7 separate regions of the Mus musculus genome follow, and all the other regions are linked to region 4. The links are chromatin loops, found by intact Hi-C in ENCODE. Cell type or tissue: left cerebral cortex. All regions are shown on one strand.

Region 1 (4,000 bases), 490 kb after region 4:
ACAGGCAGGTTCTGGTTCTTCTGCCCTTTTCTGCCAACACTGCTTGCCCTCCTCACACTGGAGAAAAGCCTTTCAAAGACCACATGGGTAGCAGCAGGCCTGGGCTCGCACTCCATGGCTGCCAGCCCTTACATTCTTTCTGTAAGCACGGGCTAAAGTGAAAACTGAAGTCAAGATCATCATTGGCTGAGTGAGGGTAAGCTGGCAAGCTGCTCAGTGAGAACTAGCCAGAGCTAGTTAACTGTTGGGTGAACTTCGGTTGGCTTGAGTGGAAGATGCCCGTGGCCAGAAGCTGTGACATTGTCAGTAAGTAGGCATGCCCTCCTGGTTAAGCTCCCCACCCTAAGCTTTCTCCCCGTTAACCCAAACCTTCTCTTCAGGACACACAACAGAACTATTTTCTTCTCCTACTTCCCATTTGGGATTTCTCAGAAACTGTTGAGTCTTTTTTTTTCTTAAAAGTCTATTCTCCCATTTTAGGATCCTGGTTCTTGTGTGAGATACATTCAAACACAGACTCCCTCCTTGTGGAACATTTTATAAAATAAAATTAAATTAAATTACAAAACAAAACAAAGAAAGCTCCTAGAAGTTCAAAGGCTACCAGGTCATGAGGCGGAGTTGACCCCCTGCTGACCCCAAGGCTTGGGCTCTCTGCCACTAAGCCTTAGCTTGCAGAGAAAGTGGCCTTATGTAGTGGCTTTCTCATTCCACCCAGAGAAAATGGAGTCACCGTGCCCTGATTGATTCTCCCCAAACAGTGCATGCCCCAACCCTTACCAACAATAAAGACTATTTATTGGGTTGTTTGTTTTTTTTTGTTTTGTTTTGTTTTGTTTTGTTTTGTGAGACAGAGTCTTTCTATATTGCCTTGACTGGCTTGGAACCTGCTAGATAGACCAGGCTGGCACCGAACTTGGCCATCTGCCTGACTCTAACATTCATCTTCTGTCAACTTGCCTTATTGCTTTTTAAAAAAAATATATATATATCTAAATAAATACACAGGATTAAACACCAAATCTTGATTTGGAAAAAAAAAAAAAAAAGACATCTCCAAACTTTTTTTCTTTCCCCATAGAAACAAATTAATTCCCCCCTCCCCCCAACTTCTTCTCAAGAGAATATGAACGTGCTGCTTCTTTGTATGTGTAAGGCCAGGGCAATTCTCCACAGTTCTTTTTGATGACTGAGTTTGATTTGAGAGCTAAATCCTGATTTCTTTCTTTCTTTCTTTCTTGTTTTTTTTTTTTTCGAGACAGGGTTTCTCTATGTAGCCCTGGCTGTCCTGGAACTCACTTTGTAGACCAGGCTGGCCTCGAACTCAGAAATCCGCCTGCCTCTGCCTCCCGAGTGCTGGGATTAAAGGCGTGCACCACTATGCCCAGCTTAAATCCTGATTTCTAACAATAAAATTCAAGACCAGAAATTCTAGCCATTAAGAGGTTTTTTTTTTTGTTGTTTTGTTTTTTTGTTTTTTTTTTTGTTTTTTTGTTTGTTTGTTTGTTTGTTTAAAAAAAAAGAAAGAAAGAAGAGAAAAGAAGAAAGAAGAAAAGCAATCATTTGCCCCAAGTCTGTCCGGCCTCTCAACCTTTACTGTTTATTTCTGCCAGCCCTCTGAGGACTATTCCTTCTGTTAAATTTACCCTGCTGAATTCTAACAAAAGGGGAACATACTGGGGTTAAATGGCTGTTATAGATATCTGGCCAGTGCATATAAAATAAAAGCTGTTGGAAGTTATTAAAATTCCTTTACTTCTGTCAAATATTCCCTCCCCCCAACCCCCCCACCCCCGCCCAGTAATTCACAGCTCTTAACGCCATTAATTAGTTCAGTCCTTCCACCCAAAGATGGAATGTGGTGAAACCTACATCTATTTTCTAGGGCCTTAGCTCTCCCTTGTGTATAAAAACGGAAATGCAGCTTGCTAGAAAATTCTGCCCCGGTAAATCAGATGACCTCATTTTAAAACCCAAATGCCATTAAAAAAAGTAAAAGGTCAATTGTTTTAAGTCTTGTAGTCTTTAAACAAAATTAAGGAGATTATTTAAGGTAACAAACAGAACATAAAATATAAAAATATAAAAAGTTCTAGGCATGTTATGCTGTAGATGAAGTCGCCAAGAAATCCTACCAGAATGAAATAAATTATTTTTAGAGAAAATTACATTTCCCAGAATCACAGATGTTCTCAGCCAAAACAGAGCTAAGAGATCCCAGCCTGTCTCTGATCTGGGGTGGATCAGACTTCGTCCAACCCAAACAGAGATGTTACCATGTTTCAAACCCTCCCAAAGGGTCTACAGCCTACCTCTTCATACACGTGAGATATTATTGTTTCTAATGTATTTCAGCAGAATTCCAAATATGCTATTTGAAACTCCAACCTCTTGGGTTTTTCTTGGGTATATGTATGTGTGTGTGTGTGTGTGTGTGTGTGTGTGTGTGTTTCTGGTACTTTATGAACACAATCTTCAGGGAGCTGTCTGCCTTCTATACTCTAGAGTTTGGCACCTTGGCTGCCTGCACTGAGTGGCCAAGTACAGAGATCCATCCTGTCTGGATGTGCATGCTGGCATGACAACACCTTCAAAATGCCAAAGTAAATTCCACGGTTTACGGTTTACCAATCATCCCGCCCCGCTGTTATCAATCTGAAGTGTTTTGCACTTCCTTTCATTTAGATCAGGCTTTGTGAAAAGAAAACTCCCAATGTCCTCCTCATGGAAAGCAGATGTGATCATGGGGACCCCAAAGATCCTCTAGAAATGCATACTCACATCTGGTAGCAGATTTATGGGGAGAAAGGAAAAAATATGGATGTTCTGTCTTTGCTCCTGAGAGGCTCATTTTTGAAATCTTATGGCCTCTGACAATACCTGTCTTATCGACTCGCCTCATCTCCATCACATCATAAAGATATTGGGGTCCAACTAGACAGGGCATCATTCCAAAAAAGAAAAAGAAAAAGAAAGAGAAAGAGAAAAAGAAAAAAGAAAAAAAAAAGAAAAAGCATTTTCCTTCAACGCCAGGAGCCTCTGTAGTCACCTTTAATCACACAGTGTTCAAAGAGCACACAGCGGACATGTGAGGTCCTATGGAAGCTCATGATAGTAAACAAGTTAAGTGGGACTTTTCAAAACCACGTTTTCAAGACATCAGATCCGCCACGTGACAAAGGCCTGCTCTCCAAAATCCGTTGTCTCCGCCCAGCTGTAATTACACATTAGACAGAGCACACAATCTACATCGTGTTCTAATTATCTCCAAGTGCTGGGGGGCAAAATCACTCCACTCTGCAATTAAACAAATTCCAGGTTATCGCTAAGCATTTTAAGGAAGAGAAGCATTCTGAAGTTGGCAGAGAGACCAAAGGAGCAGAGCAGAGCCCTCCAGAAAATCACCAGTCAGCTTAGCCTCTAGCTTTGCAGTAACCCCAGTTTGTCAAAGTCCCAGTCCTCAAGAACAACACCAGCATTGCGATGCTAGAAACATCTCAGGTAGAACACACATGACTGAAATCAAATGAAAAGCTCTGGCCCTACCCATGCTCTCTCATCACAACTCTGCCAATACTAGTAGACGGAATGCCTGCTCTCAAACACAAGCTACAGTATGCTTTTTAAAGGAAGTTAGCAAGACACCAATTATATCAGGAGCACAAACTGATGCATACAAGTTTAATGTTTAGCATGACACTGTTAACACCTTGGGTATAACCCCGCAGAAGCTACCAACTACTCACTGTAGAAGAATATTTTTAAGTCATGTTAACACGCTTTTCTGCACCTTCTAGATTGACTATCCCCGGTGCAAAAACAAGAACCGTTGTCTTAATAAAAAATGAGGATAAGGGAAGTTCACAGAGACAAAGAATGCCTTTGCTTTCTAAACCGGTATGAGTAGTATGAGCCCATCAGCAGACAGAATGTTAGCCAGGCTTCTTCAGGAGGCAGAAGCTGTTAGCCATTAGAGGAGGTGGGCATTTTCGAGAACTGT
Region 2 (4,000 bases), 470 kb after region 4:
AAAATGCCAATGGGATTTTAAAAAAAAACAAAAAACAAAAAAACAAAAAAAACCACAAAAACTGTTTCCAATGCACTCTGCAATGTGCCAATCCATAGAAGCAACATGCACACACACAGGCCCCTAAGGGACAGCTTGAGCCCAGGCCTTAATAATCAAAAGACAATCTCCATCACAATCCTACAGTGTTCAGAAAACCACTATGAAAGAGGCGAGACCTGATGAGTTATGAAGAAAAAGGAGAAAGGAAGAAAAAAAAAAGAAGAAGAAGAAGACGCTCCCCGTTATTCCATTAATATTCATTCGCCTAAAAGCAGGACACCCACTATACAGCTAAACACAGTGCAGCTAAGCAAAGATAAGAGAAAGAAATGGTCCCGCATTATCTTGGAGGCTGAACATGCTAATCATAAATACAGCACGCAAGCCTGTCAACAGTTAATGGTACAGCCCTCTCCTCCAGCACCCAGTTGCACACAGAAAGACGGAGACCAGCGGCTTTTGATGTGTTACACACCTACACATGCCTGGGATGTAGTTCTACTGAATCTTCAAGACGGCAACGAAAAAGGATATTTACCTTACCACTATCAGCAGGCCGGCTATCGGAAATCACAGTTAGTGGGGATAAAATTAACAAGCCGGCAAAGCAGCGAGCTGCTAGTCTCTTCATCAGCTGATCAGGAAAAAAAAGAGAGCTGGGAAAGGCTATGTTTTCATATACAAGTAATTTTATTTTACTGAAAATTTAATACTGGAAGGGTTGTGGATACTCAAATCTGCTGTTTCATTCTACCTACGACCAGGCCCCAAGCCTTCCTCCTCCAGCCTGTTTTAATATTGACAACTACTTATCATATTGTTCCCCCCTTATTATTCCAGGCAGCAGAATTAGAGATTTTTAGCTCAGGTGGTTGCTGAATCTTGCTTGCATTTTTAACAATTAAGCCAATAAGAAAACAAATGAATATTCAAATGTATTTTTTAAAGATTAAAGCAAAGATTTTTTGTTGTTGTTGTATTTTATGCTTCATCTTAGTCTTTTTTTTTTTCCCCTGAAAAGATATGCTGCATGGTTTTGGAGCAGTCTAAAACGATTTTAACACAGAAGAAAAACACCCGCGCCCTCCCCCGCCCCCGCACCCCCCCCCCCAGATGCATGTAAGTAAAAGCAATGTGTATGTTCTCAGGTTCCTGTATTTTAATACAGTGTTATTTTTTCTCTATAAAAAAAAATCTCAAATAACTGTGATACTTCACTTTCGGTTTTCATACTGCAAAATTTTTCACTGTTTTTTTTTTTTTCTTTTCAGTGGGATCCGTGAGGAGGGGGAGGTTGTGAAAAGAGTATTTCTGTTCTACCCCCCCCCCCATTCTGAAAAAAAAAACGGGGAACAAAACATAAGCTTGTGATATTTGGACTTTTAAATCTCTACGCCTGTGAGTACCTAAGAAGGAAAACAAATTAAATTGCAAACAGAACTAGTCAAACAAATGTTTATTACAACTGCTAATACTGCAGATTCCTATTAAATTTACGTTCTGGAGTTACAGGAAAACACACAAAGTACTGACCATTATTCCCCTTAAGTTAAGGTTTTTATGCAGGAATGCAGAGAGCTACCGAAATCTTCCCTCCTCCCCAAAGACCGGGAACACATCTATATGCAGGGCTTCATGTTCTGTGGTTTCTAAGGGGCTTTTTCTAATGGAAATCAATTCCCTCCATATTTCCCGATGCTTTTCGCACTTCAAGAGTTAGACTTAAGATTTCTCTTGCTTGTAAGGGAAATTATGGGGGCTTCTCTGATTTAAAAATATTATTTGTTAAGCTAGCTCAACGGACAACTTAGCTGGGGGGGGGGGGGAGATTAAAAAAAAGAAGAAGAAGAAGAAAAGAAACCAAACAAAAACAAAAACAAAAAAAAAAACTTGCAACACAATGCTAAAAGTACTACCCCCAGAAAGAATTCCCTTCCAAACCTTTTACCAGCACAATAATGAAATAAATCACAGAAGCAAACCCCCAGTTTCCGACTGGTGACGTGTTGCGCAAGAGAGCGAGCCCTAATTCAACATACAGACGGCTCCCATGCTGAACCGCCTCTAGATTTAATGAAGTGAATAGGAAGGAAGTCGGGGGGAAAAAAAGTGTACAAATAAGAAATTAACACTTTCCTTCCCTACCTAAATGGTGAGGCACAACTACAGGGAAGTTTGGTGAGGTACCTCTTTCCTTAAAGGCACACTGCACTCTTTCGGGTCCGGACGTCACGAAAGAACCCATATGGTGCTAAAAAGCCCCAGCCAAGTTAAAAGAGTTAAGCATACTTCAGCCTGCGTGTGTGTGTGTGTGTGTGTGTGTGTGTGCTTTTTTTTTTTTCTTCCTTGAATGAAGCTAGAAATTACTCCTTCCTCCACTGGATGGCAACCTTCTTCCCCCCACCCTCTTCCTTTCTCGCTCTCCTTTCTTTCTTTCAATTTTGCTTAAAAGAAAAATACGTTTTCACGAAACAGGATGTGCACGCACAGGCGAGGGAGGGACAGGCTTGCTCTCCAATGATTCTTAAGAAAGTAGCGGTGCTGACAAGGACGGCCGGGAGGCGGCCATGCAGGGACCAGCTCCGGAGCAGACACCGGAGCTTGTAAAGCACATGGTAGCCCCGATAATCAGCCACACGTGCTGGCTTCCACCGTGCCTCTCTGTCATCCAGACACACGCCAACTACATCTTTCACTGAATGAGGGAAGGTCTCGAAAGCCGGCATTATGCTCCTTCTCAGCCAGGGGGTGGGGGATGTGGGGGCGGGGGTGGAGTTACACGTGACATCCCCCATCACAGCGGAGCAGCTTCAGGATTGTGAATAGGTAAACAGCGGCGGGAGAACAAAAAGCCACTCTGCCCATTGTTCCCACCCTTGCCTCCTCGCTGAAGCACCCGGCAGTGTGATAGGGCCCTCTCACTATGGCCCAAACCATCTCTAGGAAACACGTAAAGCAGGAATTCTGGAGATCACTAGACTATAGATGGTAAATAGAGGAAAAAGAAAAACAAACAAACCAAGCATATTCTGATAGTACACCTGGTATTTGTAGTATGTCTTCCCTGACAGATTTCTTTCTTTTCCCTCTAGGTGGTGATGGGAGAGGCTTTTCCTTTAGGGTCTCTAATTGGGAGGTGTGTGGGGGGAGACAGAGAGAGAGAGAGACGGGGGAGGGGGGAGGGGAGGAGGGAGGAAGGCATTCAGAGACACAGAGACATACACAGGCAGAGAGACTGTGTATGTGTGTGTGTGTCCATCAGGCTAAGTGTTAAAGAAAGGATGTGAATAAAAACTACAAACAACCTGGTGCTTTCTGGGGGAAATCTCACATCTCCAAAGGGTAATGTCCTAAAAGGCTAGGTCTCCTTCCGCTGAGACCCTAAACACCAAGAACACAGACATGATCCCCAAACCGGAAGAGTAACACTAACAACCAAATCACAGCATTCTTATGAGTTTGTAGTTCCACTGTGAGGCGTGCTCTTATAATAGCAATCTCAAAAAGTAACAGCAAACTGCTGCCAGGCCCTTTAGTCCCAGGGTGGGGAGGGCAGGGGCAGAACTCCAGACCCAGGACTTGGGACAATGGCTACAGTTTCGATTATTACAGTCTCCAAAAGCAAAGTATTAAGAAAGGTGTACATAAAACCTCCAAACATGGGGTGTGGGGGGTGACCAAAAACTGCAAGGTGCCACTCACAGGACAGGAGCTCAGTGGTCAACTAGGTTGCAGATCTAGGAGCTCTGATGTGACAGCTGCGTAAGATTTTTAATGTACTTCATTTTACCGATATGTGCACTTTAAGTGATGAGAACCAAATATTCTGTATGTATCCTTACTAAAACAAGCGTCTTTAGAAAGCCAGACCCTGAATCCTCTATAAATGAGGAGAAGAATCTCAAAAACGGCAGGTCCATATACGGCAGGTCCGTACACGCGGCCACTGGCTCGGCAC
Region 3 (4,000 bases), 210 kb before region 4:
TCCCAGGTTAGAAGCTGCAGACAGTGGTGTTTACTCTTACAGTGGTCTGTATTGAGCCAGCTAGGGTGTGCTTGGGCTGGGATCTTTTTTGACTTTCCTTTTAATGTCTTAGAGGTTAACTATATACGTGGTGGACTTGAGAGCCTCCAGGCCGTGCCTGGTTACTTTATATGGCATCTGAACTCAAGGACTAAACGCTGTAGCAACTACTTAATGACTCTTATTGGATGAGCAAGTCAGTGATTCTTTGTGGTTTTGGCTTTTGTTTTTCAGAAGTACTATGATGGAAGTCAAAGGGAAGAAAAAGTTTACAGGAAAGAGTCCACAGACATCACAAGGAAAGAATAAATTTCATAAGAACAGTGGTAAGATGGCCTTTCCCAAGGTGCTTCCCTTCTGGTGACTACCTAGATTGGGGCAGGGGGTGGGGATTTATGGCAGGTGCCACTCTGTTCATGGGCTAGGATTACAGTAAACGTGGGAGAAAGAGGCCACTGCTACTGTCCACAAGTTGACCTGTTCCTCATGAAACTTCTATGAGATTGCCAGAAGAATCGAGGAATTTTTTTTATTTCTGAAAGCTCCTCTGTGTCAGCAGTGGATGTGGCCTCATGGTGTTCACATTTATTCTCTGAACAATTCATTTTAACATTGGTGAGTTGGAGCTGGCTAATTTTGACAGCTTTTGCCTTCTGAATTTTGAATGGTGATACCTCTGTTATTCCATCAGGTGTCAGTATTGCAGAGTAGAAACATCCAGGCCTATATAGATAACTGTTTCCTAAGCTGTCTTATGTTCCCCTCCTAATGGTCTTAAGTCAGCTATTGTTATTGGCATCCTGTTTGTTAGGTATATGTAAGCTTTTTGACCAAAAATTTTAACCAAATAATTTTATTATAGGCTTTAATTTATTTTTTTTTTTTTACAGAATTAGACCTTTTCAGAAATACACTTTCACTCATTTTTATGATATACTTATCGTCAGTGATATTCATTTTGTTCTTAGACTCTTATAGAACCACTGATTGAGGTTTTTGTATAAATACTGATGGTAGAGCCAGTAACTTCTAGCATATGCTTAAAACGGCAAAACTATGCTGAGCTAACAGTAGTGGTTGTTTCTAGGAGGTAAATTACAGTTTATTGTGAACTCCTTTACTTTCTGGGGCTACATCACTAGTCTATATTGCAGTTTTATAATCGGAAAGTTTTCTTTTGATTTGATTGTTTAAGTACGAATCTATTCAAAAGGGTTAATGCATATTTAAGAGTAAGGCTGTCTGTTGCTCTACAGAGCATGCCATTCTCTGTGGTGTGCAGTTGAGTGGATGCTGGTGATTAAGGCTCAGAGTCAGTGAACTAACACATATTCATTGTTACTGCTAGAGTCTAGTTCTTCAAAGACATTCCCAAGGAAAGCTGTTAAGGAAGGCGGACCTAAAGTCACATCTAAGAACTTTGAGAAAGGTGCCACAAAACCTGGCAAGAAAGGTGTGAAGCAGTTCAAGAACAAGCCACAAGGGGGCAAAGGACCGAAGGACAAATTTCAGAAGGCAAATAAATTCAGCAAGAAGCGGAAATTCCAGCCAGATGGTGAAAGTGATGGTAAGCTGTCTCAGAGCCGTTGCAGAAGCCTCCCTGACCAAGGCGCGCAGGTCTCCACCCTGTCGGAGACCACCTGTCCTTGCTCCAAGACAGGCAGCAGCTTGAAGTAAAAGGAAGGAAGCACACAAGGTTTTAAGTAAACAACAGCATGTTTCCTAACCAAAATTTCTCTTACTGGGGCTGGAGAGTTGGCTGTGCGGGTAAGAGCACTTGTTCTTGCAGAGGACCCAAGTTTGAGTCCCTGCACCTACGTGGTTGCACACACCCATCTCTTCAGACTTCCAGTTCAAGGGAATCGATCAGTGTCCTCTTCCGAGCTCCTCAGGCACCAAGCACACATGCTGTGCTCAGATATGCATGTAGCAAAACACTCATAAGATGAAAAAATACATGGTATTTATACCTAGGATTTATTATGACTCGTTTACTTTTTATTCTTTTGGTTTTTGCATTGAGTCACTTTTATAATCAGAGAGTGGGAGACCTTGGAAATAACTAATTTCTAAAGGACTCAGGGGAGATACTGCCATTAATAATACCCTAGTGGAGTATTCATTTCATTTTCCTCCCCTGAGGGGTATTACTGTTGTGTAACTGATCATGCAATCAGCTTTCGAAGATTACGACACAGGCATAGGTAGACACTCAAGCTTTATAGCATGGATCTGTAGAGAACTTAGAAGCTTGCTGTGCGTTGTCAGGAGTGAAAGGTGATTGTGGGTGATTATGTCCCTGTCCACCACGTAGCAGTGACAGGAGGCTTTGGCACGGACCTGCTGTGTGGGACCTGCTTCCCTAGTGTGGCAGGGGTGAGTAAGTCATAGCTACCTCATGCTCTAAGAGTTAAGTAATGCATGACAGCTCTTGGAACGTGGAGTTTGGGTAGTTTGTGATGTTTGGATTGAATGAGGAATCCCACGTGCAAGTGTTCCACCTCTGAGCTTCACCACCCACTTTTGAACAGTGGCTTTCTCAAATTATTTTTCCTGTTTTAACCTGGACTGACTTGTTTCCATTGGAAACTCTGGCTTAAAGGCACAGTTGTCTGTGCTCTAAAGTCGAGTGTTCTTTCACAACGGAAGATGGTGTTTCACATTTGTAGGCACTTTTAAAATCCTTTCATGTTCAGTTCCCATACTAGGTGTCCTCTTAAGAATAGTAAGCCATTAAAATGGCTGGGCTGTGGCCAGTCAGGGTGTTGCATGCACTTACTGAGTTTGAGGCTGGCCTGTGAGAGCCTTGTCTTTTAAAAAGCTACTAAATACATTGTTTTAGATACATTTTAAATGTATAGACTGGCTAAAAATTGTGATCAAATGCAAAACTTCTGGGAAATTATGGTTTCCCCTTGTAGCTTCTAGAATGAGATTGGTTCTGGTGATCGCCCTTTGTACTAACTTCATATTCGGGTATAGTATTTGGAATGCTAAACACATTGAATCTGGATCTAGAATCAGGAGCCAAGAAACCCAAGTGGGATGACTTCAAAAAGAAGAAGAAAGAGCTGAAGCAGAGCAGGCAGCTCAGTGACAAGACCAACTATGACATCGTGGTTCGAGCAAAGCACATTTGGGAGAGCTTGAGAAGGTACCTGAGAGCCACTTCTCTCTTATCCGACCAAGACAAGGGCAGCAGGAAGAGGTGTCCTCCAGACAGACAGTGCTCTAGGCATCCTGTCTGAGACAAGGGCAGCAAGAAGGGGTGTCCTGCAAACAGACCATGCTCTAGGCAGCAGAGACTGCGCCTGGTTTCTTGGTTGTGTACTGGCAGTCTGCTGTCATGGTGGCAGGATGGCTGGCTGCTTAGTGTAGCCGTGTGTGAAATCATTAGGATGGTGTCAGATAGCTTTATGGAAATGGAGAGAGTCAAATAGATTTGATATCTATCCTGAAAGATTTCTTAGAAAATGAAGGACAATTTCTTATCAGCTAGGTTTTGAGATGTTTAAGTATTTGCCATCTGAGATTGTTTTATTATTTTTCTTTGCTTCTGAAGTTCTGGCTGTTAAGATTTAGATTGATGCATAAAATTATACCTTGTGAGATGAGTTTCTGTCTCTGAGAAAATTGCTTTTGTCTGGCTGCTCCAGAATAATAATTTTAATGTCAAAGATTTGCTGCCTTCAAAGGAAAAACCTCACTGAACTGGTGACCATGTATTGCATGGTGTTTGGTTTTCATGTTTAAAATAACTTCATCTGTGCTTCCTCTGCAGAAAAGATTGTGACAAGGAAAAACGGGTGAAGCTCATGAGTGATTTGCAGAAGTTGATTCAAGGGAAAATTAAAACTGTGAGTAGAGTGTGCTCATTATTCCATTTAAAAAATAAAAATTCAGGTTTCCTTTGCTCTTAGGGAAGAGTAGTTGGCTGTTGGTGACAGGGGCCTGAAAAATG
Region 4 (4,000 bases):
CTGATCTTAAAGGTAACCCAGCTGGGGCAGCTCAATTAACTCCGCGTAGACACGTGACCAAGCTAAACGCAATCCAGCTACCAGCCAATCGCATGGGGCAGAAAAGCCCTGCCCAGCTTCTCACGCTCCGGACAGCGGAACCAAAGGCCCAGGGGCGCTGGGAGACTTAAACACCCCAGCATAGCTCGACAGACAGCTTGACCACACACTTGAAAGTTCGCTCTCACTCCAGGACACACGTGACCGCACGCAGGCGGGCCTTCTAAGCTACCCGGCGACAGGAGATGTGGATTGTGGACTATTTAGAGCTGGGACAGCGTTCTGCCCTAATTACCTAGAGCTGGTTGGCAAGCAAGCACTTTGGTGTCACCTCTTAAGACCTCTAAGACCTCTTCAGTGGCCCGCCAAGGATCAGACGCGGACCTTGTTAGGAAGGCATCTTATCACCTGCTCTGGAAAGTTGTGTGACCCAAGATGGGGTGCTGGAAACACACAGGGCTCCAAAGCCAGTGTGCCGACCCCCTGGGACTCGACAGTAGTCACCCCGCCCTCCCCAAGCTCCAGTCACACGCTCCAGCTCCACACCTTCGGGCCGTATTGTGCAGAATAAAGGCTAATTACAGTCACTACACTGGGACTCAGTTTCTCTGGGGGAAAGTGTTGCCCAGAATGAGGCTCGGCAAAGTAACCTGATTAAGTCTTGATCCCACTCCCCTCCCCCGTTCAGTTATCTCAGAGACCCCAGAGGTTTTTAAAAGCCGCAGTAGCTGCGGAATCCCCGGGGATGGGAGAAAGAAAAGCACTCGGAGGACAGTCCAGTTGAAAGCCACTCTTGGAGCCCGAGAGACGGCCCGGCGCCTGGGGAGTCTCAGTCCCGGGCGCAGGCTGCGTACTTGTCATGGCTCGGCCTCCAGGCTGCCGCCCACCGAACGTGCGCTTGCTCACGGCAGCGCGAGGACTCCCGGCTCGGCCGGCACCTGGCGCCCGGTGTCCTCGGAGACGCCCACCTTCACCCACTGTGCGCTCTCAACCCTGCTTAAGTCTGAGGGGCGCACTCGGGCTTCCAGGCCCCGTGCTCTGCCACGGTCCTAACAGCCCGCCTGGCAGAGGAGGCAGAACCATTGTTCAGTGGCTCCAAAGCCCACATCCCCTAGCCCTTGTCAATGGGGGGTGAAAACCATGTAAAACAGAGGTTCTGGGAAGAAGGGGGACACAGAAGAATGACAACAAGTTCAAGGGACGCTTTAGGACACCCTAAACCCCACCGTCCCCCGGGCCTGGCTCCCAGTAACCTCGGCTCTGACAGCTCAGAGGCGCCACCCGGGTGGGGAGGGGAGGCAGGAGAGGAGCGTGGAGAGGCGCCTGCTAGGAGGGGATGGGCAAGAGGAGCCCCGGGGTCCCCCAGAACGCGGCGATCGCGGACGCCTCGGCTTGTTTCGGGCCGAGTGCGGAGGGGCGCGTCCCCACTCACCGCTTGCAGTGGCGCCGCTGTCCCGGGGCGCCCAGCACAGCGCGAGCAGCAGCCACAGCGCCCAGCGCGCGGACGTGCCCATGCTGCCCGCCCGGATGGTGCCTCCGTCGCGCCGTCGTTGTCGCCGTTCGCTCCGCACAACAAGTTACCAGCCCTTCGGAGAGGAAGAAGGAGGTGGGGGCGGGGAGGGAGGAGACGAGGAGGAGGGGGAAGGAGTGAAGAGCCGGGAGCACGGAGAGCACGCAAGGAGCGGGCACCCTTTCCCTGCAACTTGCACACTCTACTCCCCGCCAGCCACCCACCCAACCACCCACCCGGTCACCTCCCCCGCCGCGGCCGCGGTGTGCGCGCGGACCCTGCGGGCGGAAAATAATGCAGGCGTTGCAGAGAAGGGGAGGGAGAGGGGAGGGAACGGCGCGGGAGGAGGGGGCGGGGAGCCCGTTCGCCACCGAGGACAGCTCAAGTGAGCGGTTTGGGGGCAACCACCCGGGCGGCCGCAGGAGCGCGGCCGAGCGGCGCGGGGACCCCAGCGGGGGAGCTCAGCCCAGCAGCTCAGGCACGCACCGCTCTCCCGCGCGCAGTGAGGAGGGTGCGGGGGCAAGTGGCAGCGTGCGTGCGTGAGTGGCTGGGGCTGGGGCTGTCGCCGCCGCCATCCGGATGGCTCCAGGGGCTCGACTGCTCCGCGCGTTGGCCCGGGGCTCACGGGGGACCCGGGGCGGCCGCTGGTTGGCTCGCGCACCGTCCTCACCTCCAATCCCGGGTGCCTGTCCTAATTTCCTGATCCAGGGAACCTGCGGCCGCAGCAGCTGTGCGCTCCCTAGCTCCCTACAGTTGCTACTGTACCCTCCTGGCGCCTTGGCTAGGAGCGCTGATGCAACTATTGCTGCTCTTGCCACCGCCTCCAGGCTTGATGGGGCTGGCAGTTGAGGGGTCTGGGGGGCAGCAAGGAACCCTTTTCCTCCCTCTCCTGAGCCCCTAGGAAGGGCTGATGTAGTGAGGTCGGTAGGTAGCATCTTCCGGGGGACTCTTCTTTCCAACCTGAAAGTGATGAAGAGGAGGGGTGCGAAAGCTCCGCTGTTCTGCTGTGGGGTTCGGAGTCCCATCTCAATGGCAAGCTGAGATGCCATTTTGTTAAAAATTAAATGTGGCTTTAAGTAAGAGTGTGTGAAAGAGAAAGAGAGAAAGAACAAGAGCGCTCCCGCGGTTGTGGCTTGTCCTCTGTAATAGAACAAGACTAAAATAACCGAGTCTGGGATGGGGAGGAGGGAAATTGCCAGCGCAGCTCTGCATTCTCTCATCAACGATTAGAGTTAATTGCTAATTGCACAAAATGATAGTTTGAGGGCCTGTAATTAAAAGCTTAACCTTTTTCTGGTTGGAGGAAGGGGACCCCGGTAGATTTATTCTTGGTATAGTTTGTAACGTTCAATTATAAGCATTGTGGAGGGAAAGAAGTCAACCCTCCCAGAGAGGATAGATTGGAGGGAGGTGGGTGCCAGACAGGACCTAAGTTTATGGTTTGTTCTTAGTGTACTTCAGTTTTCTTGAACACATCGCCTTGGTTGAGATGCTTTCTGTGGTATACCACAGATTTTTCCAAATTATTTCACCTGTTAATATGTGTGTATGTGCTTCTGTTTTATAAGTTGCTGTACCTCGAATGAATCAAAGTTGACAGATTTCAGATTCCATGTCCTAGCTTCCTTCTGGCATTGTAATGTCACCTTGGTTCTCTTGAGCAGTTCTCTGGGGACAGTCTACTAGGAGAGATGTTCTCATGTACCCAGGAGACCCTGGGGGTAATTCTCAGCCAGGGTACATTTTGATCGGTGTAATTTAGCCTCATTGTGATGGATAATCTCACATGCAGATGGGGTCTTTCAAAGCTGCTCACTGTGGATGCTGTTGTGTATAATCAGAGGGTAGGAGATGGGCGGAAACTGCATGGTGAACACGTGATCACAGCCAGTACCAGTCCACAGACCAAGTTTGAGGGGGATGGTCTAACTTTCGTATCCCTGGGGCTTGAAAAGCTCATAGTCACTTTACACCTGATGAAATGGGTGGGGGACATAGGTGAAGTCAATAAATAGTCAATATGAACAGGCTCCATAGTTAACTGAGACGTCACAAGCTTGTTTTCAATGTTTTACTTGAGAGAGAAAGGTACACGACAAGGGAAACATTGATACGGCACATAAGACTTAACTTTGACAAACATGTATTATGCTTTCTAGCATAAATAAACTGTTGGTAAGCCAAGTTATGGCTCTACACTCAACCTGGTGGCTTTTTTGGTCTATCATTCGACTGCCTCTGCCTCTGTGTAACTTCAAAGGATAAAAACAAACCACTCCCTTTTCTGTGCCTGCCATCTGACCTGTAAACTGAAATCAGAAACAACCCACATGATACTCAAAATCATCTGTGGCCTCAAGAAGCAGGTCTCTTTCAGACCAACCTATTAGAGGCTGAAAGAAGTTCCAAAGGACGAATGCATATAATTAACATAGAGAGTAACTGATAACT
Region 5 (4,000 bases), 140 kb after region 4:
CACAGATATTTTTGGCTAAGGGAGTGAGGAGAGTCAGGGAGAAGGCTGGTTTCCAAGCCTTACATAAACTCTTAAAGGATTCCCTCAAAGACAGAGAGATCTGAGGGAAACCAAGGATGAGCAACCTCCTGGAAGCCACAGCTCAAAAGCAATCAAGTCTGCCAGAGTCCGAACTGGATTTCCAGGACCTGGTCTTCTGAATTATTCATTGAGTCTAGACAGAAGATCCCCCAAGCACTCATCCATGAGATTTGGGCATCATAGCTTTTAATCCAGCTATTCCCTGGGTAGTGTGACTTCTTAAGTGAGGATAACAACGGGGACTGCCAATTTTAGGTAGGAAGGTGAGAAGCAATGAATAAAGACGATGTTTAAATACTTTGGCAAACAGAGCAATGTGTTACAGCAGCATCTTAATTGACAAACTAGAGATAAGTGTGTTTACTCTCACTCTGAATTTATGGACTCTGCGATGTAGCTTACAGGCACGAATGGGACATATCGCCTGTGTTAGTGGCAGCCCTGCCTTACTGTGTAAACAAATGACTGGGCTTAGAGTTTATCAAAAGAAACAAGGTATACAATTTAAAAAAGAACATAGATTTATTTTCTGTTCATATTTGTCTATCTGTTATATTATTTTTAATTGGAGAATCAATATTGCATTTATTGTGTTTGCCATAATATTTTTAAATAGGCATACATTGTAGAATGTCTCAAACAAGGTAACTGCCTGAAACAGTTATCACTGTGGTGGGAACACAACCTCCACTTTTCTGTGCAAGCCCCTGAAGCAAGGTTCTTACCTATAATCTTCTTGCCTGGACAATAGATCTCCTGAACATAGAATATTCCTTCTAGTTAAAATTTTATATTCTTTGGCCAGTAGCACCCTCAACACCTCCCACCCTCAAGACTTGTCAGTCATCACTACAGCCTCTGTTCCTGTGAGTTTGGCTTTTTAAATATCCCACTTATGGATGATATCATGTGGTGTTTGTTTTTCAGTGCCTGGATTCTTCAGCTTAGCACAATGTCACTCGTGTTATGGCAAACAAGAAGAGCTACTTCTGGTTTAGAGCTGTCTAGTATGCTGATATGTGTGTATGTATTTTATATATATATATATATATATACATCACATATATACATAGATATTTATGTGTATATATATTTCACTTTTTTTTTTATTCATTCACAAATGAGCACTTAAGATGAGGCTGCCTCTGGGCTATTGGGAATTGTGTTGCAAGGCACAAGGAAGTGAAGATATCAAAAATAGCATCAATTTAAGATTCAGAATGATCTCATGTTAACATATCAGCTCAGTTGTTTGCTCATCTTATAATTTAACACATACTGTACATGTCTTTTTAGTGTATTGTTTAAAATGGGTACCATAGCACAATTCCCTGCTTAGAACCCTGACAGCTTGCTAAGATATCATGGTGAAAGTTTTACACACATACACACGATACCCAGCACACTTCCTCCTTCCTCGACTGGCCTTCTTTTCCCCGTAGTTCCAACTTGGATGAGAACAGAGCAATAATAAACTGAAATTATCTTTCTGGGGGAGGCTACTGTGAGTTTGGTCCTAAAGAAATGCGTTTGAGAGAATTAAACCCAAAGCACAATGACCTGATAGAAACACCAAAATCCATGCAATTGTATGCATTTATGGGCATTTACTCTGGATTTTAGATGGGAAAAAAGAAGCCCATTCGTGCTTACCTGACCCTGACTTGCCAATGTGTGTTGTTTGCTATTTTATAAGGCCTTTTCCCTCAGATAGCTTTTAGGGTTTCTGAGACCCAAACAAAGCATCCTCAAGCCTGCTCACTGTTTCTTTTGGTCACAGTAGGAAATGCGATCACCTCAAGGACCAGCAATAAGGAACTGCACCTTTGCTCTATGTCAGCAGCAGCCTGATGTTGCTAAGTTACCCTGCAAAAGCCCAGGGCCTCTAGGCCATCTGGTTTCTGAAGCAGCCACCTCCAGCTCAGCTGCTGAAATCGTAACACCTTTACTGAAATACAAACACGTCTGTGCTCCAGGCAGGAAAATGCTTCTTGCGAAGACTTTCCCCACCTTGGTTTATATTAATTCAATTAATTCAGCATGAGTTGTAACTACCCGAGGATGGAGACTCCCAGTGATGAAGACTCTCAGATGGAGAAGAGAACTACATACACCTCACACTCAGTCACTAGGATGTTCCCTGCTGATTTTGCTCATAAAATGCCATGTGTGCTCAGGTGAAACTAGATCTGCCTTCAGCCTCATCTTTACAAGGACAGCCTGCATGGTTTCTCTCATTCTTCAATTAAACTTTTTCCCCCTAATTTTTGGGCAGCTATCCTCTTAACCGTTTCATTTCCCCAAACAGTATGGATATATATTCTTTCACAGGTCACCTTCTTTTAAATGGTAGATGTGTAATGTGATTTTCTATTAGCCCAAAAGCTTGGAATACTCAAGATAAAATTCACAGGCTCATGAAGCTCAAGAAGAAGGAAGACCAAAGTGTGGATGCTTCAGTCCTTCTTAGAAGGGGGAACGAAATACTCACGGGAGGAAATATGGAGACAAAGTGTAGAGTAGATACTGAAGGAAAGGCCATCCAGAGACTGCCCCACCTGGGGATCCATTCCATACACAGTCACCAAATGAAGACACTATTGTGGATGCCAAAAAGTGCATGCTGACAGGACCCTGATATAGCTGTCTCCTGAGAGGCTTTGCCAGAGCCTGACAAATACAAACAGATGCTCACAGCCAACCAGCTGAGCATGGAGTCCCCAATGGAGGAGTTAGAGAAAGGACTGAAGGAACTTAAGGGGTTTGCAACCCCATAGGAAGAACAACAATATCAACCAACCAGACCCCCAAGAACTCCCAGGGTTTGAACCACCAACCAAAGAGAACCCATGGAGCGACCCATGGCTCTAGCCCCATATGTAGCAGAGGATGGCCTTGTTGGGCATCAATGGGTGAAGAGGCCCTTAGTCCTGTGAAGGCTTGATGCCCCAATGTAGGGGAATGCCAGGGCTGAAGTTGGTGGTGGGGAACACCATCATAAAAGCAGGGGTAGGGGGGATGGGATAGGGAGTTTCCGGAGGGGGGGGACCAGAAAAGGGGATAACATTTGAAATGTCAATGAAGAAAATATCCAATAAAATAAAAATTAAAAATTAAAAAGACCTAATTTCAACTCAAAATTTATTTTTTTCATTTAGAAGTAAGTATAATAAAATCCTATGAATCAGAGCCTTTTGAAAAAAAAAAGAGAAAAAGAAAGTGAAAGAGAAAAAAATTCTTTCTTTATCATTAGAAGGCTGGAGTGGCCCCTCAATCCATGGGAGAATCAGGGTCCCGGTACAGGTGGCCAGGGAGTTTGCAAAAAGTGACAAAAAGGCATGAACACAAGGGAGTGTTGTATCTGAATGTAATTTGTCAAAGTGAGCATCAGACTTATATATTACAGAAAACAAAGAAGTTAAGTGATACATTAAGGTCATCCACGGTACACTGAAGTTATCGGACACAAAACAAAAAATGCATACAAAAACACTGGCAGGAACCAGGCAATGTTTACAATTGAGATAAGATTCGCCTTATGTAAAGTCAGCTATTCACAGGATCCAGCTGAAAGGTCTGATGCAATACTAGTCTATTGTTAAACCCACCACCAGGGGTCCCTTAGTAAATACCTACTTATGCTACTCCTCTGGGCCTAGTGAAAAGCATGCACCAGGGAAATTCCCTACTACTATGACTCTGCTATTGTTCTAAGTATTTACTATGTAAACTAGCCCTGAGATTTCTAGCTCTATTCAAGTAAACTGTAATACTGTCTCTCTTATAATACTAGAGTTAATTCTGAATGTTACTGAATAGGTAATATTCTTACTGAATTCCAAGCCCAGGGTTAGCTCAAGGATGGCCTAGGACATTGGCACACTGGTAGAAGCTAATCTAATTTAGCTATGTGTCAAAA
Region 6 (4,000 bases), 330 kb after region 4:
CGACCTGTAGCTGAACCAAAGTTGCATCCAAGTACCAGGAAGGACTCCAAGGCTTGTCCTTGGCCCATAACCCTCCTCCCCCTAGCCCCCAGGTTACTCCCTAGCTACTTCCTAGCAACAGTCAACCAAAGATAAGTCTGATTGTTTCAGATGTACTTTCAGACTCTTCGTGATGGTTCATGGTTTTGCTTCAGAGCACCCACCTCTTGGCTTCCAACAGTCATTCAATTAGACACTTGCCAGGCTGGTCACCCCCTCATTTGTTCACCATTTCCTATAAAACCTTGTCATGTCGAGGGCTTGGGGTTGCTTCACCAACTCATCCTGCTGAGTCGGGGTAGGCAGTGGGTGAGTAAGCCGAAGCTCAAGCTTGTAATAGAGACCCTAGTGTGATTGCATCAGAATTGGCTCCTTGGTGGTCTTTTGGGGTTCACAAAATGGGCACAACAATTCTAAGTGGAGCTTTGAACCTTTCATTTTCATCCTTGTCTCCAGCAGTGTCTGGGCCAGTTGCCATTGGCTTGCAGGGATTGGGTTTTTCTTCCCTACTCTACATTCAGTGGTTTCCTACTGAGATGTCAAAAATGACCATCTAGGTGGATTTACACTATGGGAATTGGTGAGCACTGCAAGTCAGAGCACTGTGTTGAGTTTGTTTTATGAGTTTTATTTGTTTTAGAAGATGAGGTATCAAACTTTTGTAAAAACAACTAAATAAGATAATGTTTTAGAGTATTGTGTACACAGTAAGTATTTCGGAGTTGGGAACTGTTGCCATAAATTAACTTATTAACATATTTTATAGGACCCAAGACTCTTTGTTTGCACATTTTTATATCTATTAAAGCAGGATGTATTTGTAATCAATAGCATATCCCGGTTAGAATGGCAACTCTCTTCTCAATGGCTCACAACGTAACGATTCAACAATCGATGGAGCTGGAAGTTATTAGTCGTCACTGTCACTGTCCTAGCAGACCCTTCATGCTTGTCCATTCAATTATTCTCAAAGTATGATGATGAAAAATGCACTGTGGCCCCCAGAGCCTGTAGTAGTACCCAGCCAAGTCCAGAGATACCCTGAAGTGGGTAAAGCCTCCCTGTCTTTACCCTTGACTGAAGTTGGCCATTCTCCACACCTCCCAAATCCTTTAGCCACGCCTTCTCTGGAATGATTCAGAGTCTCTCCTGTGATTATGAGCCCCTCCCCCCCAACACACACACACCCCCAGCAGTTCTGCAGTGGCAATCTGATGGCTCTCTAGGGACAAGAGCAGAGTATCCTTGTAAGGGGCATCCCCAGCAGGCAGAGGGTCTTTCCTGACACTGCTGGTTACTACTTACACAGCTGCTATCTTCTGTTTTGTTTTATTTTGTTTTGTTTTGTTTTGTTTCATTTAGTCAGGGTTTTGCTGTGTAATCCAGGCTGTCCTGGAACTTGCTCTATAGACCAAGCTGGCCTCAGACTCAGAGATCGACCTTCCTCTGCCCCTCAAGTGCTGGAATTAAAAGCATGCATCATTACCAAAAGGCCCAAATCTGCTATCTTTACAAGCCCTTCTTGCCTGTAACTCCCACTGTCTATGGATGAAGCAGGATAGGGAGAGGGGACTCAGAACACATTTGTCAAAGAAGACAGTGAACTGACTAAATAAATATATATATGATAAATATGAAATTTTTAATATAAGAAATGACAAAATATTATCCAGAAAATAATAAATGGTACTCAAGGGTCTGCCGGATGGAATTAGAAATTGCCTTAAGGGGTCTTTCAAAGGATAATTTGCTGGTGTGCACTAAAATTTAGAATCCAGCTACTATAATGTCTAATGCTTCATAGAAACATCCTCACTCAGCCACCGACGAGCAAGCTCAAGGATCTCTGTGGCTATGTCGTCTCTAGTGGCAAAGCCCTGTAAGCAGCCTGAATTTCTACAAATAAGGCAGATGTTAAACGCGCCACTACCCACAGCCCGTTCTGCATGTGGCAGCGAGGCGAGATGCAGCCAATCTGTATAAATAGACAAGGAAAGAAATATCAACGCAAGCAGAGAGCTATTTACTGAAAATGCCACATTATATGATGACATTTACATCTTAAAATAGAAAGCAAGACCCTTTTGTGGAGCTTCCTCTAGGATCCTAAATGCTTAAGGAAAGGAAAGCTAGCCACTGTTCTAAGTGGGCCCGAAAACATGGGCAAGACAGACTTGGGTTTTATTTCCATGCCTAGATCTTAAGGTTTATAATCCAAACATATTTGTGTAGCGGTTGTGGGATTCGAATTTTCAGAGAATTAAATGGGAAGCAAACAAAGCTAATGGATGTTGAGGGTGAAGCAGGAATTCCTGTGGCATCTCTCTGAGGGCTTTCCCTCTGGCATCGAGAGTCGGGATGCCTCTCTAGGTCACTGGTTTAGGAGCTTCTGAGCCAGGGGCCAAGAAAAGACAGGTAGGAACCTCACACTGCTATTCCACTGGCACCGGCCTCCGGGGTCAATATGCAGGAATGATGGGCTGGCTGGACCCCAGTGGGTATCACTTTGTCCTTCCTCTCTTGAGGCACCTAGTGAGGCAAAGGCAGAAGAGTAAGGAACTAAGAAAGTTGGAGGAAGCACCAGGGTAGGGGAATATCTGCGGGAGGGGTCACCCTCTCAGAGGAGGAGAGGAGGGTTGGGGGAGGGTCTCCGTGAGGGTAGACCAGGAGGCGGGGAGTGTTTGATGTAAATAAATTAATTTTTATTAAAAAAAATAGAAAAGAAAGTTGGAAGAAGAGATCAGGGTCATATGTAACTGTCTTAGGGTTTTACTGCTGTGAACAGACACCATGACCAAAGTAACTCTTATAAGGACAACATTTAATTGAGGCTGGCTTACAGGTTCAGGGGTTCAGTCCATTATCATCAAGGCAGGAGCATGGCAGCATCCAGGCAGGCATGGTGCAGCAGGAGCTGAGAGTTCTACATCTTCATCTGAAGGCTACTAATGGAAGACTGGCTTACAGGCAACTAGGATAATGGTCTTATAGCCCACACCCACTGTGACAGGCCACACCTACTCCAACAGGGCCACACCTAATCGTGCCCCTCCCTGGGCAGAGCATATATAAGCCATCACAGTGACAGATGACTATGCTATGAGGGAGGCCTTGCTGTAGCTGAGTGGTCAGCAGACTTAATGGCTTCTTCCATCCTCTTTCATCTCTTCTTCTCCAAACTTTGCCATCCCCTGTGTGCTGACACCAAAACCCTTCACCGTACAGAATTGCATGGAACCTTCTACAGTTTGCTTGGTCACCCTTTACTAGGAATTATGGGGGGGGGGGGGGGAATTGGGCCCTGAAAAAAAATCCCAATACATACAGCATAGTTTTCCCTTTGTTAGAAATCAAACACCTGTCCTGGCCCTTTGAGGCTTCCAAGTCTCATTTATTTTGACTTTTTTTTTTTTTCATAGAATGGGCTGAGCAACCCCAAGATCAAGGTAGGATAATGTATAGCTCATGACAAATCTGGGCTATATGGAGAGACTTTGTCTTAAAAGATTGACTTCCTCTTGGTTGATCTCCATCTGTCTGCCCATCCTTCTGCCCGTCCACTCACATTTATTTACATGAATGGCAACTACTAATCTACTACAGAACACCAGGTAGAGAGTTTCAAAGAAGGCTTTGCAGAAATAACACAGAGAATGAGTCAGGACCAGCAAATGTTTAGGATGTGAAGGAAGAGGGGTAAAGTGGGGGTGGGGGTGGGGGGTTACCCAAGCTACCCTGGGCTAAGGGAAAAAAAAAAAAACAAATACCAGTAGTGACCAAGTTTACCAACTCAACTCACAGTGGGGGAAAAAAGTATGGGAAGCAGTTCTAAACGTAGAGAAGGAAGTGTTCTGGAATCCCATGGCATGGGCTTCTACGCAGCACAGAAGCATCGTTCCTAAGGACTGTTAGTCTTGTTAATGAAACATCAGTAAAGGCTGTAGTGGGGAGAACATTGTCG
Region 7 (4,000 bases), 230 kb after region 4:
GTCATGTTTAGCCCCAGGTTGACACAATTAGACAGTTTTATTAGTTTGTAATTGTTATTATCATAACAAACTGCCATACACTTAATGGATTCAAGCAACACAGACCTGTCTGTAGGTTAGAAATTTGAAATGAGTCTTGGTGGGTTTAAGTAAAGGCATCAACTCTGCCACACTTCATCGATGGGTTCTGGAGAGAATCTATGTTGCCTTCTCTACCACCTAAAGACCACCATACTCCTTGACTTGGGACCCTTTGCTCCATTCTTAAAACCATCAGCATAACATCTTTGAACACCCCTGCCTCTAATCTTCCTACCTCTCTCTTCATCTCTAAGGCCCCTTGTGTTTACATTGAGTCATTCTCCCCATTCAACATTCTGATTTCAATTAGAGCCACTGCCAAGTCCATATTGTCACAGAAGGCAACACTGTCAAAGTTGGGGGGGGGGGTTGAGATATGGCAATCCTGAGCGGCCATGACTATGCTTCCCACAGGCCCTTCTGTAGCCAGACAGTCTTATCATCCAGTAAGACTCTCCTATGTCTACGGCACAGTCATTCTGAGTTTGGAATGAGAAATGAACTTCTTCCTTCACACTCTTTCTTCCTTCTATAATTTACATTTGGAGAGACTGTAAAGTATATTTTTACAAGTCCCCTGTTTAGCACTCAAAGTATGCCAAGAATCAGGTGCTTTCCAAGAAATACTAGGCGACACATGTCGGCGATAAACTATGTTTACTTGTGATTTCCACATTATATAGAGGAGATTATGTATATTTTTGAGTCTCCTATAAATTTCTTCCATAAGAGATCGTTTCTGCCAAAAAGTAATGAGAGCTTCCTTAAAGTCTTGGTGAGGGTAATAACACATGGCATAAGATCTGCTCTTATCTGTCAGAGGAAAAAAAATACTGAGCTGAAAGCTCTAGTCAGTGCCTGACCCAAACATCTCAGTTAACCTTCAACACAAACCCATTAGGTTGGTGTAGTGTGTCCAGTGTGCAGATTACATCATGTTACCCAAGGCCCAGGACTTTGCAAGTGGGCAAGACTCAAATCCCTCTCAGGCTTCCTAACTCTGCAACCCTGATGCTTACAGCGGCTAAAAGTCTTCCTTGGATCTCAGTTATTTTCTTTTTGTAAAAATAGCATGTTTATAGAAGTACACAAAATATATAATGATAATGCAAACAGATACAATTGTTACTTAGATGAGAGAAATTGGCAAATGTGGTCCGTGGCTGAATTCAGTCCTATCCCTCCCTCCCTCCTTCTTATAAGGTTTTTATTGGAACACCCAACTGCTGATTCATTTACATGTTATCTATATCTGCTTTCAGCTACAGCGGTGGTGTTGTGTAATTGTGATAGAAACCAGATGGCACTACAAGGCTAAAATAACTTCTATCTGTCCTTTCACAGGACTCATTTGTGTACTGATGACTAAAAGTATATGTCACCTTGACTATGCCATGTGGTTGGATTAAACAGAATGTCTCGTGTGTGTGTGTGTGTGGGGGGGGTGTTTTCAGATAAGATTACCATTTGAATCAGTGGACTCAATAAGGCAGATTGCCCTGCACAGTGTGTGTGTGTGTGTGTGTGTGTGTGCATGTGTGTATGCAAGCATGCACAGATGTGCTCCTGTGTGGTGCAAGCCATTGAGGCTTGAATGGAATGAAGAAGCAAGGAAAAGGACATTTTATATGTATCTTTTCTCCTAACTGCTTGAGATGGGACATCAGTCTTGTGCCCTTGGACCAAGACATAACATCGGCTTCCCTAGACTTCATGCCCTTTAATCAGGACTGAATCTACACCTCCATCTTCCCTTTGCTTCCAGCTCACAAATGTCAGACTGTGGGGCCATGCTGCCACCATGGCCCCATGGTCAGTTCCTTATTTTGCCTCTCTCCTCCTCCTGTGTATGTGTGTTCTCTTCCTCTGAAGACCTGTGACTCTTACTGCAATCCAGGAAGAATCTTGCAAACACCCTGTCAAATCTTCAGTATGTTGCTCCCTCTCACAACCACCTCTCTGCCTGCATGCAGACTGATGAGTTTGTATGCAGAAATAGACACAGGGCATGGGTTAGCTGTTGTTATGATTCATTGAGCATCCTAGGTCACTTCCTAAAAGGTGTATGCCAGTGGCACATCACAGACAGACACTACTGAATGTGCAAGGATTTTGTTTGCCTATTTGCTGAGGATATCTGGAGGCAAAGACATCTCAGTGTGCTTTAATGACATCTCCATGACATAGATCCTAGGGACTTGTTACGCTCGGCCCACCAGAATTCCCTTACTCTCTGAAGTGCTTGTTCACGCTTTCCTCCCCTTTCCTTGTCAGGTTCTATACATCATTTCTTATTGATTTCCACTTCTTTATCGATTCCATTCTCCTAACCCCATCCCCCACATCAGCTCTATCTTATATAACAGCTACTGCCTCGTTTTCCTCCTCAGAGCTTCTATCGCTCTCAGTGAAAATAAAATCTTGATTTTTACTGTCAGTTTGGTTGTGTTTTCATGTATACTGTGTTCCTGTGGCTTAAGTTCTTCCCTGAAGATACTCTCCGGTGGGATGCTTCGATTCTAAAGTTTTTCCTGATAGTAGTCTCCTGTTTCACCTTTCTAAAGCTATATAACACAGTTTACTTACACATAGAGAATCCATTTCCATAGAGGATCATATAAAATGCTAATCCCCCCTTTTTTTTGGCAGATTGTTAAGCTACACACTGGTTCATGCCATCGTGGGCTATGAGACCCTAGCTCAAAAGAACAAAATACAGCAAAGGACAATTTCCATCTGACTTCTCTCAGGACTTCTTTTTCATATCCAGAATGGCAATGTGCACACAGGCAAGTTATCTGAGTTACCTATTTTGTCTCACTGGCATATTTATATAGCTGCATAATACACTGTCATACTTACTAGAGAATAAGTTGTAACAATTCTTAGAGCAATACTTCTCACCTTACTCTACCAGGATATATGTGGCTGTTTTGTGTATCTATATTTTAGAACTAACTTGTCCGTTTCTAGAAATTATTTTATATACCAATTTTGGAGAAATTGGCAATATTTATAATACTTAGTATTTCAGTCTATAATCATAATTTATTGCTACATTGATTGCCTCTACCAGACACGTTCAGGAAAGTTGAATGTCTTACATATATTTACTTATATTTACACCTAAGAGGTTCATATCTTCAAAATATGTTCTGTGGGCTCTAACTTGTAGGTTCCAGTTGATGCATTCAATGTATAAGCAGAAACTTGCTAGACTTCCCCACATAGATTTGAAAATCTTTCTGGGTATCTTTTGATTTCCAGCAGTGGTGAGAGCTGTTTTCTTCTTTTACCTTTTCCTCTTCCTTCCACCTCTGACTGGACTCTGGTTCCATGTTGAAACAGCAGCTAGGGTAAGAAGAGGAACTCCCAAGCTTCTCCTTCAGAAGAGAAGCATAGGATACAAAGCCCCGTAGCTGCTGTTTCTACCCATAGTCCTTTTGGGAGTCGTATGTTTCTCTTTGCATCTCCCATTTTCTAGAAATAGATTATATTTGTCATAGCCTTTTCTTTACATAGTAACATGTTATTTGATATCTGGAAAAATCACAATGTAAGCCATATAAACTCAAAGAAAAGGGGAATATTAGATGTGTTAATATGGCTAATTACATGAATTGGAATTCTAAACCTATCTTTGAACTATCTTGCATTCTCAGAGTAAAACCAGAAGGGCCTCATGCCTTGTCTTATTATATGTTGCTAGACTGTTTAATAGCATTTTGCCTAGGAGTTTTGTACCTGTGAGGTACATTGGTTGATAGTTTTCTTATTATACTTATAAAATGTAAGCTAAGAGTTATGCTTGCTCATTACGTGTGAGTGGGGTGTGCTAAGGATATCATGTTTATTTTCTTCCACTCTTAACTCCTCTCCATATAAGGCAGTGCTTCCTAGTTCTCCTTGAAGCTCTGTT

Evidence for each region. A loop is a pair of places that touch in the nucleus more often than their neighbours do. Peaks named below come from ENCODE experiments on the same cell type or tissue, not always from the same donor. Only the 100,000 strongest peaks of a DNase experiment are listed, where the experiment ranks them.
Region 1: a loop joins it to region 4, with 3 times the contacts of the local background. A loop is called at or near these places in 8 of 42 quality-filtered maps.
Region 2: a loop joins it to region 4, with 6 times the contacts of the local background. A loop is called at or near these places in 8 of 42 quality-filtered maps.
Region 3: a loop joins it to region 4, with 4 times the contacts of the local background. A loop is called at or near these places in 9 of 42 quality-filtered maps.
Region 5: a loop joins it to region 4, with 2.4 times the contacts of the local background. A loop is called at or near these places in 3 of 42 quality-filtered maps.
Region 6: it touches region 4 in a loop (3-fold over the local background); 4 of 42 quality-filtered maps call a loop at or near these places.
Region 7: it touches region 4 in a loop (2.6-fold over the local background); 7 of 42 quality-filtered maps call a loop at or near these places.

The regions. Positions count from the first base shown.
Region 1 is chr19:26,729,897-26,733,896 of GRCm38, reverse strand. All of the region lies in intron 27 of Smarca2 (SWI/SNF related, matrix associated, actin dependent regulator of chromatin, subfamily a, member 2), which reads right to left. Among named protein-coding and RNA genes, the nearest start is that of Gm46648, 92 kb to the left of the region's middle. In left cerebral cortex, a CTCF peak has its summit at 1,913; DNase peaks (open chromatin) are centred at 1,897, 2,218 and 3,278; H3K27ac peaks cover 553 bases.
Region 2 is chr19:26,746,528-26,750,527 of GRCm38, reverse strand. All of the region lies in intron 27 of Smarca2 (SWI/SNF related, matrix associated, actin dependent regulator of chromatin, subfamily a, member 2), which reads right to left. Among named protein-coding and RNA genes, the nearest start is that of Gm46648, 75 kb to the left of the region's middle. In left cerebral cortex, a CTCF peak has its summit at 2,478; DNase peaks (open chromatin) are centred at 556, 1,084, 1,675 and 2,432; H3K4me3 peaks cover 3,374 bases; H3K27ac peaks cover 3,253 bases.
Region 3 is chr19:27,423,402-27,427,401 of GRCm38, reverse strand. It overlaps Pum3 (pumilio RNA-binding family member 3), which reads left to right. Exons shown (of 18, transcript NM_177474.5): 2 at 274-365; 3 at 1,388-1,606; 4 at 3,058-3,193; 5 at 3,821-3,896. The coding sequence starts at 281. Among named protein-coding and RNA genes, the nearest start is that of Pum3, 4.5 kb to the left of the region's middle. In left cerebral cortex, CTCF peaks have their summits at 724 and 1,508 (motif pointing right); a DNase peak (open chromatin) is centred at 1,542.
Region 4 is chr19:27,215,168-27,219,167 of GRCm38, reverse strand. It overlaps Vldlr (very low density lipoprotein receptor), which reads right to left and starts at 2,148. Exons shown (of 18, transcript NM_001161420.1): 1 at 1,472-2,148. The coding sequence starts at 1,553. All of the region lies in intron 3 of Gm35438 (a long non-coding RNA gene), which reads left to right. In left cerebral cortex, a CTCF peak has its summit at 2,288; DNase peaks (open chromatin) are centred at 1,377, 1,546, 2,219, 2,623 and 2 more places; H3K4me3 peaks cover 2,946 bases; H3K27ac peaks cover 2,948 bases.
Region 5 is chr19:27,073,169-27,077,168 of GRCm38, reverse strand. No RefSeq gene overlaps it. Among named protein-coding and RNA genes, the nearest start is that of Vldlr, 140 kb to the left of the region's middle. In left cerebral cortex, no CTCF peak of the experiment used is centred here; DNase peaks (open chromatin) are centred at 41, 957 and 1,934; H3K27ac peaks cover 335 bases.
Region 6 is chr19:26,886,323-26,890,322 of GRCm38, reverse strand. It overlaps Gm815 (predicted gene 815), which reads right to left. Exons shown (of 4, transcript NM_001033407.2): 2 at 3,839-3,944; 3 at 2,468-2,568; 4 at 1,676-2,014. The coding sequence ends at 1,892. Among named protein-coding and RNA genes, the nearest start is that of Gm815, 2.4 kb to the right of the region's middle. In left cerebral cortex, a CTCF peak has its summit at 1,916; a DNase peak (open chromatin) is centred at 1,937.
Region 7 is chr19:26,984,790-26,988,789 of GRCm38, reverse strand. No RefSeq gene overlaps it. Among named protein-coding and RNA genes, the nearest start is that of Gm815, 100 kb to the right of the region's middle. In left cerebral cortex, no CTCF peak of the experiment used is centred here; DNase peaks (open chromatin) are centred at 689, 1,393 and 2,089; H3K27ac peaks cover 400 bases.